Linked DNA regions of Homo sapiens: regions 2 and 3 are each linked to region 1. The links are chromatin contacts, found by Hi-C or POLR2A ChIA-PET in ENCODE. All regions are on one chromosome and are shown on one strand. The core of a region is the stretch at or near the end of the contact, and the rest is flanking DNA. Distances in the headings are between cores, read along the strand shown.

Region 1 (4,937 bases), core at 1,794-4,293:
AATAACAAGGATAATCGTTTATAAAAGATGAGTCAAAAAATGATACAATACATATGATCTCAATTTTGTTTAAAATACACATATATATGACTAGACCAGAGGGAAATAAACCCATATGTTAACAGCGATAGTGTGGATTACAGGGGATTTAAATTTTGTTCCTTTTACTTTCTTCATTGTCCAAATTTTCTGTGACAAATATAATGGAATGGGTAGGGAATGGATGGAGTAGCATTTACCTGATTTAAAGTAACAACAGGCTGGGCACGGTGGCTCACACCTGTAATCTCAACACTTTGGGAGGCTGAGGTGGGCAGATCACCTGAGATCAGGAGTTCAAGATCAGCCTGACTAACATGGTGAAGCCCTTTCTCTACTAAAAATACAAAATTAGCCAGGTGTGGTCATGTGTGCCTGTAATCCCAGCTACTCGAGAGGCTGAGGCAGGAGAATCGCTTGAACCCGGGAGGCGGAGGTTGTGGTGAGCCGAGTCATGCCACTGCACTCCAGCCTGGGCAACAGAATGAGACTCCCTCTCAAAAAATAAATAAGTAACTGAATAAATAAAAAATAAAGTAACAACAATCAGTAGCATCATTTGTGAATAGAAATTGGAGGCAACACATGACTTTTTCTGCACATTTGTAGTAATGTTATCTGCTACTTTAAACATCTCTTCTAATATGAATATAGAAATTTCTGTAGATTGATAATTTATCATAATATCTAGGTATTTTTCCCTTAGATAAATGTGATGTTTTATTGCTTACAAGTCTAGTTTGTTCCTTGTTATATCAAGGAGTTTTTAGAATTCACCAATAAAATGAGAAGGTAGGAGATCTTGTCTACCATTATATCTCCAATACCTAGAACAGTGGCTTAGCACAAAGGAATTGCTAAGTTAATATTTGTGGAAAGAATGAAAGAGTTTCATCAGTTTTAAGGTTGTGAAAATCCTATGCTATACTTGCTATGAAAAAGGATGTTATAAAAAATTCATTAAAACCAAAATTGCTAAAGACAGATCTAACAGACTTAGAACTAATGTTTGTGTGCCTTTGGCATATTAATTATGCATAAAAATAGACCCTGCTAATTCCAAACTAGTCTTAACCATTTATGAAAGGAGGCCAAAATGTCTCCTTGAAAAATAATATTTGCAGCTAAGAAAGTTACTGTCTCTTCTTGATTCTGCAGTACTGAAATTCAGACTTTTTATTTATTCAGATCACCTTTCTTACATATTATTTAGAATATGCGGCATTTTGCCACATTGAAGATTTTACCAAGAAGAACTGGGTAAACAGCAGAAGATGAATGCCTGGCACAGCGTTGTGCTCTACGCTGCGGTATCATCTGTTTCTTCATTAATTATTTATTGTGTCCCTTCTGTGCCAGAAACCATGTTATGTGCTGGGGATCCATGAAAAAGATACAGTTCTTAGTATCAGACCCAATCTGACACTAAAGACTAATGAACACATTTTCCTTATAAAACTTGTGAAGTTTCATGAAAGCAGAGAGAAAACACATAGTTCAGAGGGGCCTTCTGAGAGATGGCACTTCTGAATTGAGCCCTGAAGCCCAAGTAGAAGTGAACCAGGTGATAAGGGCCCTGCAGAGACTTCTGGGTGAAGGGCGGTGAGTGACTCAGGCCAAGGCACTGGCTGAGAACTTGTGTGGTGGGTGCTAGGTAACAGTAGATGGTTGCGTGTTACTGGTGCATAAAGTGCCTACCAGGAAAAGACAGCGACAGGTGACGCAGTTGCATCAGATCACAACAGGTCAAGGACTGTGGACTTTATCCTTTGAGCAGGGGTGGAGTATCTGTTCCCTTAGGCACTTTTGACAGGCTTCTCTGAAGCCTGAGATGGATGAAGCATTTGAAAGGAAAAAGGCTGGAGAGAGGGAGACCAGTTAGGAGCCTACATACAGTATTGTCACAGTCCAAGCCAATGATGAAATGTGCCTTGGGGTAGAAATGGGGAAGAGGAGGAGGTGAAATCAGCAGGACTTAGTGATCAACTAGGGGAGAAAATCATGAGTCCATTTTGGTCATGTTGTCTTGGAGCAGCCTGTGAGATGTTTAGATGGGGGAATTTTATCACAGATCCATGCTACTGGAAGGATCTAAATAATTTCAGGCATAAGCTGTTTGTTAGGCTGAATTACTGAGTCTTGCACATAATTTTTCACTCCCTGTTACATGCATGTTGGTTTTGTGTCCTTAGCTAAATTTCTTCTTACAGACAGGGCCTATGCCTGTTTGCAGGGCATAGTCCGGGCACATAGAAAGCTCTCAGTAGGTACATATTGGGTGATTAACTGAAAAGTATGTTTTTTAGTCCAATTATTAATTTAGCTGTTGACACTGTGAATTCACCATAGAACTTGATAATTTTCCAGTATTTTGTTTTAGTGGTAGTGCCACAGTATTGTGCGTGGAAAAATTCATTATGTTCGTCTTGGTTAAAACTAATAAGCAACAGTTATATTGTGACTCCACAGTGCCACTCTTAATATCCAGAGTCACACTGTAAAACTGATTTAAGGCCTTATGTTGCTTTTTCATTTAGTGTAACTAAGAAGACTCAGCTGATTACAAGGTTTGTCTGGTGGCTGTCATCACCACAGCAGAACCCTCGGTGAGGAAGATCAGTTGTTCCCAAGCCATGGCTTTCTGTTCAGACTGGCAAAGGGCGCCTTTGAGGGGGACACTAGCTCGTTGTATCTGGCGGAATGAATAACTTCCTGTGCCAGACAGTCCGCGGTCTTGAGGCTGAGGTTATTATTTGTTAGTTTCTCAGGCCTTCCTTTGCCGAGCAAGCTCCTGGGAGTGCACACTTGAATGCCCTGAGGATCAGAAATAGAAGGGGCAGAAATTAAAAGTTTAAGTCAAAACAGAGCCCTCTCTGGGCCATCTTGTGGCAGGAGGTTGAGGTGCTTTCTTTGGACCCATTAGCATACTGGGGCTGCGCGGCTGCCTGGAAACTCTAGAGTTGAACTCTCCCTTTTTCGGTTCCTCACCTGTGGGCTCCTTACTAGGAGCTGACAGTGACCTCACGCAGCTGCCCTAGTTTCCTTTCCTCCAGATGGCACGGGTAACACTCGAGGAAACCCTGAGAGTTCAGAGTCCAACTTATGGCTTCTCCATAGTTTCACTGTCCCTCTGGGCTAGAGTTGCCAAATAAAATAAAATACAGGACAACCAGTTAAATTTGAATTTCAGATAACAAATAACATTTTAGTATGAGTCTGTCTCGTGTGATATTTCGGTTCAGTCCGATGTATCAGTTGTTAATGTCCTGCCATATTTATCTCTCTGATGCACTTTTTCTTGAATTATTTGAAGTAAGTTGTAGATATCACACACTTTGTTCCTAAATCCTTCAGCATGCATCTCCTATGAATAAAAACATTTTTGATGTAGCCCATGCAATATTTGGGACATAATTATATTATAAAATTATTTGTTGTTTATCTGAAATACAAATTTAACTGGGTATCCCAGGTTTTATTTGCTAAATCTGGCAACTCTACCCTCAGGGTGCCATGGGGTGGCAGCTGCTGGATGGGTGAGTAAATCTGCACTCCTGGACTTGGTCAGATTTGATTTCATTTACTGGCTTTGTGACTTGGGACAGCCAGTGCCACCATTTCTTTGTCTGCAAAATGGGGATTTTTATTTTGTAGTGTCAGTGTAAAACTCAGAGATAAGGTACATTATAAAGCCCCTAGCATAGCACCTGACTTTAGCAGACTCACAGTAGATTGCAGCTGGCGTGGCAGTAATGGTAACTGAATAGTAACTGCCATTCTCTGAGCTGAAAGTGAGAAAATAAAAATAAAGACACACTGTTTTAGAAATGTTAGCAGCTGTATTTACAACTTCCCTCTGTTCTCTCATTCCCCATCTCTCTTCCTACTTAGTGCATTCGCATGAGCACACACACACACACACACACACACACACACACTCACTCACTCTCCAGCACGTGATCTACTCTGGGATTGACAGAGGGTTTCCTGACAAACATCCAACTTGTAAGGTGGAGGAAAAGAGACATATGAAAGCAGCAGGAAAAGCCACCACTCTTGAGGGCAAGATTTGAAGGGAGTAAAAGGGGCTATGAGGATTTGTCTGAGTGCTGGTGACTCAACTAAGAAGTGGCCAGGCAGAGAAGGGCTGTGGGGGTGGAGGGAGACAGAGGAGAAGCCCCAGCTGTAACATGGTCTGGGTTGGTTATGACTCTGGCATGCTGCCAAGGACAGTTTTTATTGTTCTTGTTTTTCATTTGCTTTGTTTCATTAAGAAGTCAAATGTACTAAATGTTTATTTCTATCCTGAAAGTTGGAGGAACAAGTTCAAGTCACACTGTTTACGCATGTCAGAACAGCCAGGTTTACCCTTCTTTCTGGTAACCCCTTCTTTCTGGAAACCCTTCCACTTGTCTTTGGATTTATGGTTGCCTAAAAGCTGGATGCCAGCCCAGCAAGATAAACCAGGGAGGTTAGCCATCTGTTCATTTATGTTTGCTGATTCTTTCAGGGTTCCTAATTCTGAGGTGATTTTCTTCACATGAACAAATAAATGAGATCTCAAGTCCTTTCTCACTGGAAACTTCACACACTATGATGCTTGTCAGGAAAAATTAGGCAGGAATACAGAGTGCTCACTCAACTGTCCTGACAGTAATAGGAAGAGAAGTGCGGTGGAGTCGAGAGTGGGGGCGGCTGCTCCTGGGCCTTTGCAGCAGAGCAGACCGCAGCTGAGGCAGCATCAGGCTCGCCTTTGTTTTGCTAGAACAGAGGAAAGCCAAGATGAAGTGAGTTCTCTTTGTGTCCATTCCTTCTCCTTGCCTTAGGGTCTATCCATAACATGCTACAGAATCTGAGTTTCTTAGATTTTCACTTAAAAAAAAAGATAAGGGAACATT
Region 2 (4,937 bases), core at 1,254-3,753, 500 kb after region 1:
TTTTATTTAAACCAAATGGTTTAAAATTATTAGTCTGGCTGGGCGTGGTGGCTCACGCCTGTAATCCCAGCACTTTGGGAGGCTGAAGTGGGCGGATCACCTGAGGTCAGGAGTTTGAAACCAGCCTGACCAACATGGTAAAACCCTGTCTCTATTAAAAATACAAAAAAATATATAGCAGGTGTGGTGGTGCATGCCTGTAATCCCAGCTACTCCGGAGGCTGAGGCAGGAGAATCGCTTGAACCCAGTAGGTGGAGTTTGCAGTGAGCTGAGATCGCACCATTGCATTCCAGCCTGGTCAACAAGAGTGAAACTCCACCTCAAAAAAATAAAATTATTAGTCTGATTTTGTTTAATCCTTTTCTCCCTTTTAAGGGTCATCTTAATAAATACTAATAGTGTATTTTCAGCATCCTTTTCTTTTTCTTTTTTTTTTTAACCATAAAATGAAATGGTCTCAGCTGGGCGCAGTGGCTCATGCCTGTAATCCCAGCACTTTGGAAGCCCAAGGCAGGCGGATCACGAGGTCAGGAGTTTGAGACCAGCCTGACCAACATGGTGAAACCCTGCCTCTACTAAAAATACAAAAATTAGCTGGGTGTGGTGGCACGCGCCTATAGTCCCAGCTACTCAGGAGGCTGAGGCAGGAGAATCACTTGATCCTGGTAAGACGAGGTTGCAGTGAGCCAAGATCGCACCACTGCACTCCAGCCTGGGCGACAGAGCAAGACTTCGTCTCAAAAAAAAAAAGAAAGAAAGAAATTATGTCGCTGTTTTTATTAATGTTTTCATTTCGGTTTTTTCCTATGCTAAATTAAGCATTCAGGGCTGGGCGTGGTGGCTCACGCCTGTAATCCCAGCACTTTGGGAGGCCAAGTCTGGCAGATCAAGAGGTCAGGAGATCAAGACCATCCTAGCCAACGTGGTCAAACCCCGTCTCTACTAAAAATACAAAAAGTAGCTGGGTGTGGTGGCACGTGCCTGTAATCCCAGCTACTTGGGAGTCTGAGGCAGGAGAAAAGCTTGAACCAGGGAGTCAGAGGTTGCAGTGAGCTGAGATCACACCACTGTACTCTAGCCTGGCAACAGAGCGAGACTCTGCCTCAAAAAAAAAATTCATATCATATATCCTTGAGTACTGGTGCTTTTATTTTATGTTGATTTCTTTGCATATTTTAACAATAATTGCAAGATTACTTTTCTACATTTGCGATGATTAGAACTAAAAAAAATGAAAATCTAGAAGGAAACAGAAGTGCTAACAGTATTTGTATTTGGTGATGTAATTATGGTAAGTATATTTTTTGTTTCCCATTTCCTACATTCTTTATGAGCATGTGTTAAAATGAAAATAATAAATTTATGAATAAATAGTATAATATGGATTATAATAATATAGCCTCATGCCTAAAGAAATATTAATGAAATCCTTCTGAAAAACAACAACTATAAGAGAAAATATTATGTCAGTGTGAGCCATGACACAACCAGATAAGATCTGAAATATATTAGTTTCAAAATCAATACGTTATGGTTCATAAATGAATTGGAATCAAATCTAATAAACACTTTACAAGACATGTAACAAGGCCAGTGTTACAGGAGTCTGGCTAGGCAGTACAGTTTACATGTGAGTAAGAAACTAAAGTTTGAGGGCCAGGCTGAAGCAGTGAGTAGAAAGGGCATAGGCTTTAGGGTCAGGCTGAGTGTGATTTTGAATAAGTTGCCCAAACTCTCTGAAACTCTGCTCTTCTTCTGTACAATGGAAATAATGACTCCCACTGGGTAGAACTGTGCTGAGGATGGATTAACAGCCCATTGAAGTGGGTTCAAAAAGGATAGAAGAGGAATTGGAGACAGCAAGTATAAAAATCTCTTTTTAGGAGCTTTGCTCTAAGAAGGAGCAGAGAAACTGACTGATTGCTAGAGAGGGATATTGTAGGAGGAATTCTGTTGTTTTTACACTGGGTGCTTTAAAATCACGTCTGTATGCTGGTACAAATGAGCCAGTGGAGAGGAAAAATTTCACAATGATGGAGAACTACAGAAGCAATGTTCTTGAGGTGAGAGGGGAGGGATTGGTTTTAGACAGGAGCACAGTGTATTGAAAGTAACAAGTGGGACAGAGGAGTAGGTGGGTACAGATGCTGGCATACATAAGTAGAGGTAGGAGAGTTTCAACGTTCTGGGCCAGTTGCAGGATGTGGTGGCTCAAGCCTGTATTCCCAGCACTTTGGGAGGATGTCTTGAGCCCAGGAGTTTGACACCAACCTGGGCAACATAGTGAGACCCCCATCTCTATAAAAATTTAAAAATTAGCCAGGTGTGGTGGCATGCAGCTGTGGTCCTAGCGCCTTGGGTGGCTGAGGTAGGAGAATTGCTTGAGTTTGAGGCTTCAGTGAGCCGTGATCATGTCACTGCACTCCAGCTTGGGTGACAAAGTGAAACCCTGTATCAGATGAACAAAAAAGGAAGTTCTGGTTGCTCATGACCCCTTCGTAAGTATGTGGTGAAGTCCCTCCCTCCAGCAAACAGCATGACCCAAAAGAGAAGTTGGGAGATTTGAGGAAAGCTCAGAAGCTGTAAAATAGCTGTCTAGGAGAGTAGGAGGGTAAATTGGTGGGAAATATTGCATTATTGTAGTGTTGGCGGAGATAGGGACCCCTTCCAGCCCACTGGAAGTCAGTAGGCAAGAATTTAAAGTGGGATCAGATGGTATGTTGAGTGTTTTCCGGGCATAGTCAATGGGCTAACCTCTAGGTGTCAGCAGGGCTGCTTCCTTCTGAAGGCTCTAGGAAAGAATTGGTTTCCTTGCCCTTCCCAGATTCTAGAAGCCACCTGCATTTCTTGGCTCATGGCTCCTTCCTTCGTCTTCAGAGCCACCAACATGATGTCATTATATCTCCTTCACTGGCTGCTTCCTTCCTCACATAGCCTTCTCTCTAACATTAACACTCTTGTCTCCTTGTTATGAGGACTCTCTGTATTACAGTGGGCTCCCCTAGATATTTCAGGATAAACTCCCCATCTGAAGATTCTTAATTTAATCATAGCTGCAAAGTCCCTTTTTGTTCTGTAAGGAAATATATTCACAGGTCTGTGGATTAGAACATGGACACCTTTGGGAGGGCCATTATTCTGTCTTCTACAATTAGTGAAGTTGAGTGTATTTATACTTATATATAAAAATGTATAAGTGGTTGTTTGTATTTCATATTTTTTTGTGTTTTTTGTTTGTTTGTTTGAGATGAAGTTTCACTCTGTTGCCCAGGCTGGAGTGCAGTGGCACGATCTTGGCTCACTGAAGCCTCTGCCTCCCGGGTTCAAGGGATTCTCCTGCCTCAGCCTCCTGAGTAGCTGGGATCATAGGTGTGTGCCACCGCGCCTAGCTAATTTTTCTATTTTTAGTAGAGATTGGGTTTTGCCATGTTGGCCAGGCTTGTCTCAAACTCCTGACCTCAAGTGATCAGCCCACCTCAGCCTCCCAAAGTGCTGGGATTACAGGCGTGAGACACTGCACCTGGCCTGTATTTCTTCTTTTATGAATTACCCACTTATGACATTTTTTTCTGTTAGCTGCATATTGAAATACGCATATTGCATATTTTGCCCAGTTTATTGCTTGCCTTTCACTTGTTTACAAGATACTATCTAATTTACATAAATACATTAATTTTTAAAATCTATATTATGGAAAAAAGTCGAATAGTGTATTAAATCTCCACATACCCATCACCAAACTTAAATAATTATCGACACAAGGCTAATCTTATTTTATCTATACTTTTATCACTCCCCCATATTATTATTTTGAAATAAATCCCAGACATCATATCATCCATAAGTATTTCAACAAAACACCTCAATTTCATGATCTTTTTTTTTTTTTTTTTTTTTTTTTTTTGAGACAGAGTCTCGCTCTGTCAGCCAGGCTGGAGTGTAGTGGCATGATCTCGGCTCACTGCAAGCTCCGCCTCCTGGGTTCACGCCATTCTCCTGCCTCAGCCTCCTGAGTAGCTGGGACTACAGGCACGCGCTACCCAGCCCAGCTAATTTTTGTATTTTTAGTAGAGTTGGGGTTTCACCATGTTGGCCAGGATGGTCTCATCTCCTGACCTTGTGATCCGCCTGCCTTGGCCTCCCAAAGTGCTGGGATTATAGGCATGAGCCACAGTGCCTGTCCAACTTGTCTTTTTAAAGGGGATGAAAATAAAGTCTGAATATGTTGAAGAAAAGGGAAGATTTTCTTCAGCTTGTCTTTATGAGGAATGACCATCTTTAACTACTTACTCGAGTATTGTAGGGCATCTACTGTGCGGAAAGTGCTGAGTTTAACTTCATGTTACTCTTGCATGCATGTGAACATGGACCTGTGTTATGTAAAAGGATTACAGTTATAAAATTAGCAGGCTGCCCATTGGTGTCCACACTCCTGATTTAGTCCTCTTTCCATGACGACAATGATGATTGGGAACAACTGCTAGAAAGCTGGCAGTTGTCTGCCATGCTCACATCATTTACACATCTAATGTTTTTTACCAAGGCCACTGGGCACTGGGAAGTAAAAAGAAATGTACAAAGAGAAGGGAAGAACATAACTCCTTTCTTCATAGGCAGCCTGATGCGCAGTGACCCTTCCACACTCTCAAAACCATGGACACCATGATGCTTTTTTGACCCCATTCCACATGGTGAAGGACTGTTGGCAACCATGGGTGCATTAGGGAGCCGCTGGCTTCCACTTTGAAAAGGAAGAAATATAACAAGTTCAGTTATTCCTTAGGACTAGGTAAGACTAGGTGATCCAGGTGATTTCTGAGAATGCCAGACATAAAAACGGGCAGCAGAGCCGGAGTTCAGTGTGCACTTGTCATAACCTAGCAACTGCACAGCCCAAACAAACACAGCTCAAACCTCACTACCATAAATACTAGGG
Region 3 (4,937 bases), core at 1,131-3,630, 460 kb before region 1:
GGAGGCTGAGGCAGGAGGATCACTTGAGGCCAGGAGTTCAAGACAAGCTTGGGTAACAGTGAGACACTGTCTTTACAAAACATAAAAAATTAAGCCGGCATGGTGGTACATGCCGGTAGTCCCATTTACTCAGGAAGCTAGGGTGGGAGGATTACTTGAGACCAGTTCAGGGCTGCAGTGAGCTATGATTGTGCTCCTGCACTTCAGCCTGGGTGACAGAGTGAGACTGTGTCTCAAAAAACAAAATAACCACCCACAAATGAAAAAAAATGATTCATCAGGCCAGGCACAGTGGCTCATGTCTATAATCCCAGCACTTTGGGAGGCTGAGGCAGGTGGATTACCTGAGGTCAGGAGTTTGAGACCAGCCTGACCAACATGGTGAAACCCCGTCTCTACTAAAAATACAAAAATTAGCTGGGTGTAGTGGCAGGTGCCTGTAATCCCAGCTACTCAGGAGGCTGAGGCAGACGAATCATTTGAATCTGGGAGGCGGAGGTTGCAGTGAGCCGAGATTGCTCCACTGCACTCTAGCCCAGGCAACAGAGCAAGACTCCATCTTAAAAAAAATTAATTAAAATAAATATAAAAAATAATGCAACCAATATGTGATAGACTAGTTATCGCTGAGGTGTTGATGACTCTCTCCTAGGGGTAGCTATTTAAAAACAGACAGGGTAAGAGTTAACTCAAATGAATGAGCCCCTCATAGAGGGATATGGGACCCTAAGCAGCTGGGTGAAAGATTTTTGGGCAGTGAGACCTCTAGAGAGGACCTCAAATCACTCTATGCACTTAATCAGATAGTCCTGCAAAGGGCTCCTTGTGGGTTTATTCTATGCCCAAGTGCAAATTGCTAAAAGATGAATGGTGAAGATGCTGATGGTGCTGGAGCTTCCCAAGCAAGAAGAGCTCTGGAGGGGGCTGGGGTGCACAGAGGCGGGTGGCAGTGCCCTGACGTGGGTGAGAGAGGTGCGTGTGAGGTGGGGAGGGGCAGTGAGCTTCACACTCTCGAGTCTGGTGGCCTCCGTGTGATACCCAGCATCTGAGCACAGCCTCTGGGAATACCCCTGCGCAGCTTCATTCTTGGTTTATTCAGCATATGCATGTTTTAGATGGGTTGCTTCAGTCAAAATGAACCCATCTTTTCTTGTTTTGTAAAAAAGTTTTCTCAGGCTGGGTGCGGTGGCTCACGCCTGTAATCCCAGCACTTTGGGAGGCCAAGAAGGGTGGATCACCTGATGTCAGGAGTTCAAGACCAGCTTGGCCAACATGGCAAAACCCCATCTCTACTAAAAATACAAAAATTAGCTGGGTGTGGTGGCGCACACCTGTAGTCCCAGCTACTTTGGAGACTGAGGCAGGAGAATCGCTTGAACCTGGGAGGCGGAGGTTGCAGTGAGCCAAGGTCATGCCACAGCACTTCAGCCTGGGCAACAGAGTGAGACTCTAGCTCATAAATAAATAAATAAATGCTTCTGAAAGCCCACAGCAACTTCACTGGATTTCTGATATATACTTTGGTGCTTGTTACATATACATAAGAATTGCAAAGAGAGCCAACAACTGTAGGCTAAAATCTCAGTTTGTCTAACATATGGCTCTAAACCCAAATGACCAATATGAAAAGTAATGTTTTAAACTATGGGCTGTACTTTTTCCAAAGGAGCCCAGATGGCTAGATGGTGGGGGAGTAAAGAACTCAGTCATGGGGCCTGGCCTCTTGGCAAGGTGCCTGGGGTCTGCTGTTGGCTTCTGTCCTCAGAAAGTTCCACCTGTAAGTAGGGAGTGATCCATCCACTTGAGGCTCTCTAGTGAGGAAGAGTCAGTTCACATCGGGAAGTGCTTTGAGGGAGAGGAGAGGTGGCTGAAGGATGGGCCTTGAGTATTCACAATGAGGGTTCCAATGAGACAATTTAATCAGAGGGGACACCAGAACCAAGCTTTTCATGCTAGAGGACCAACCGAGAAGGAAGAATGGGATCTGAATGAGGTCCATTTTTAGATGAGCCTTTTTTTTTTTGGTTTGTTTAATCATAACAGTGTTTTGAAAAGGCTTTACCAGTGAGTCAGTGGTGGGTTTCGCTAAGTCCACCACAAATTAGTTACACATTCCCTAATTGTTTCCAAAAAAAGATTTACTATGAAATGACACAAAGTGCAATTGAATCCTTGGGTTTTGTTTTTGTGTGTGGTATGTATCTGATGTGTCAGTTTTGCAATCTGCTTGGTTTTGATATTGAAAAATGTTTGATGTTTTGGCTTCCAGTTGAATTGACACTATTCATCTGTTTATCCATCCAAAGGTACCTATGTTAGTTACTAGTTGGATCCTACCAAGCACACATGCGGGCATGTGCACACACACACAAACACACACACACATACACACATGGGAGGGGGTTTGGAAGGGTAGCATCCTGCAGGAATGCTTGATGTAACATTTACCACACTATTATATATAGTTCACTGTTCCTGCTCTGTATTGCTCACTTGACAGTGAGGTTCTGGATGGTATGAAACAGTTTGTCTAGTTTATCCTCCATTCTTAATGCTTAACAGAGTATCTGACACATACTAGGCAAAAATAAATATTTTTAGTCTTGCTATTTCCTGTTATGTTCTTTATGGAGATGGAAACCAGCAATGTAAATCTTTTTCTACTTAAAGATACTGACTCATTGCTCAATCTCTCACATCCAGCCACATAGCCTTTCCTTTGATTTTCCATTTTTAGAACCTCCCCTGAGGGCTCTTCCAGAAATGAAGCAGGAATTTCTGTAATGATTTCATTAATTCCAACTAAGGTAGCAAACATAAGTCACCAAGGCTTGAGGTTTGAAACCCTGTAATTTGGTGTTCAGCTTCACATCCTCACAGTCGGTGGATGCTAAGCAGATCTGATCTGTGCTTTCCTAATTTTCACAATTGTTGTGGGATTGTGGGAAGTTATTATAAAATGCATGGAAGAGCACTTTGGTAACTACAAAGCAGGTATTGCTATCGACTTCATTTTATCAATGTGGAAAAGTCCAGAGGCAAAGTGATTTGCCCTGGCTTATGCTGGAGCCCAAACCAATGGTTTCCCAACAGCCCAATGAACGTGCTGAACTCCATGGAGAGGACCAGTTCTAGGACTGTCTCCACTTGACCAGAAGGGAACACCCAGCTGGCACTGATCTTAGAATATGTATCCTTGGGAAGGGTCCTGAAACCAGCCCAGTCTGCAGGGGACCAGGTGTTGACCACTAGCTTGTCTTACTTGGGCCCGGAGACAGTTTGTTCTCTTTGTATCTTTATATCAGAAAATCCAACAGTCACAGAGCAGAGAAGCAGGTTTCTTCTATAATTAGCATAACAGGTCAATGGATGTCACTGTTGCACCACAGAAACAGAATCTAAACTCCAAGGGGACCCCCCCACCCCCAAACAGCAGCACCCTCACTATTTGGGAACATTAGGAGAGCAGAGCACACTTTGAACCAAAAGAAAGCAATTATAAATGAGTAACAGATATTCCATTTAAAAATGTTAGCGCTAGTAATGAGCAGGCATATTCAGGGACAAGTTAAGGCAAATAGCTTTGAACATCATGAATGGCTATAAATGAGTGTATATGTCATTTACCAGGAGGAAAAGTCACAAAATGAATCAAACCAAGTCTTTTGACTTCAAATACTGTGTTTCTTTCACTCTGCCTCTCACAATGTTCAAAATTATTTTAGAAAATACGTTGATACTTAGATTAAGACTTCTCACCATCTATCAACGGCCTTACATAAATGTTTTGGAAAGAACTTAAATCCTCAACCTAGTATAATGATCAAATGAATATGTGTATATATATATATAGAGAGAGAGAGAGCGAGAGAGAGAGAGAGAGAGAGTTTCGCTCTTGTTGCCCAGGCTGGAGTTCAATGGCATGATCTCGGCTCACTGCAACCTTCATCTCTTGGGTTCAAGCAATTCTCCTGCCTCAGCCCTCTGAGTAGCTGGGATTACAGGCACCTGCCACCACGCCCATCTAATTTTTTGTATTTTTAGTAGTAGAGATGGTGGTTTCACTATGTCGGCCAGGCTGGTCTCGAACTCCTGACCTCAGGTGATCCACCCACCTCAGCCTCCCAAAGTGCTGGGATTACAGGCATGAGCAACTGTGCCTGGTGAATATGTGTATTTATTCAGCACCTACTTTCTGCCAGGAACTTGTTTGATTTTTCACAACTCTTGAAGGTAAGATGATTATTTCCATTTTTCATGTGGGTTCAGCAAGAGTAAGTAATGTTTCCATTATGCAGCTGGTAAGAGACAGACATTGGTACAGATCCACGTCTACTGGCCTGCAAGTTAGGATGTGCTCCTATTCAGTTCAAGCCTTCTTTGACATCCCACTGCATGTGCCTTATTGGAGATACTACAATAAATGCAAACCATCTCTGCTCCCAAAGAAATGTTGAGGTCTTTCATGGACAATTATATTACAGTCGAGTAAGAAGGGCTTTTTCCAGGTGCCATGCAACTCAGTGAGGGTTAGAAAGGGCCTATGACACTGAGATATAAAGAGTGAATAAAATCCAGCAGGCAAAGAAAAATATAGTCCAAGGGCATTTAACCTGGAGGAATATCCAGTGTCTAGGTAAGAAGTGGAGAAATATTATAAATACCTGTAATTTAAATTCAGAGAAGATTTTTTAAAGGAACAATCTGTTTCTTTTAAATTGGACTGGGTGTGAACTGTTACTATTAATAACCTACTGCCCAGCAGTAATTCCTAAGAGGAACCGTAGTACAAGACTCTGCTTATACTATGGGATGGAAAGTCAAGCCTTGTCTTGGGAATGGTGAGGGGCTCTGGTACCACAAATACACTAAAAATACTTCCATGAGTTTCCTTATAGTTGGAAATGAAGCAGGAGCAGCAGGAATAAGAAATGAGG

What was found. Hi-C counts contacts between places; a loop is a spot of excess contacts on that map. ChIA-PET counts read pairs that join two places held with the same protein, here RNA polymerase II (POLR2A). Pooled maps may share reads with other maps.
Region 2: a map with no recorded cell type shows a loop between it and region 1 (9-fold over the local background). The contact joins two enhancer-like sites. A Hi-C loop is called at or near these places in 1 of 37 single-sample maps with no recorded cell type and 2 of 50 pooled maps. POLR2A ChIA-PET finds 5 or more read pairs at or near these places in 1 of 52 experiments (naive thymus-derived CD4-positive, alpha-beta T cell).
Region 3: a map with no recorded cell type shows a loop between it and region 1 (12-fold over the local background). The contact joins two enhancer-like sites. A Hi-C loop is called at or near these places in 5 of 37 single-sample maps with no recorded cell type and 3 of 50 pooled maps.

The regions. Positions count from the first base shown.
Region 1 is chr4:76,197,882-76,202,818 of GRCh38, reverse strand. The region is part of intron 1 of SCARB2 (scavenger receptor class B member 2); the gene reads left to right. Among named protein-coding and RNA genes, the nearest start is that of SCARB2, 13 kb to the left of the region's middle. RefSeq lists enhancers at 2,709-2,768, 2,789-2,978. Within about 2 kb of position 3,043, at least 15 of the 41 ENCODE cell types and tissues checked have a DNase peak (open chromatin) inside an H3K27ac peak, as active enhancers do.
Region 2 is chr4:75,696,242-75,701,178 of GRCh38, reverse strand. It overlaps a transcript of G3BP2 not described here. Among named protein-coding and RNA genes, the nearest start is that of G3BP2, 25 kb to the right of the region's middle. RefSeq lists an enhancer at 2,141-2,300 and a silencer at 4,830-4,879. Within about 2 kb of position 2,503, at least 6 of the 41 ENCODE cell types and tissues checked have a DNase peak (open chromatin) inside an H3K27ac peak, as active enhancers do.
Region 3 is chr4:76,656,119-76,661,055 of GRCh38, reverse strand. All of the region lies in intron 2 of SHROOM3 (shroom family member 3), which reads right to left. Among named protein-coding and RNA genes, the nearest start is that of MIR548AH, 83 kb to the right of the region's middle. Within about 2 kb of position 2,380, at least 4 of the 41 ENCODE cell types and tissues checked have a DNase peak (open chromatin) inside an H3K27ac peak, as active enhancers do.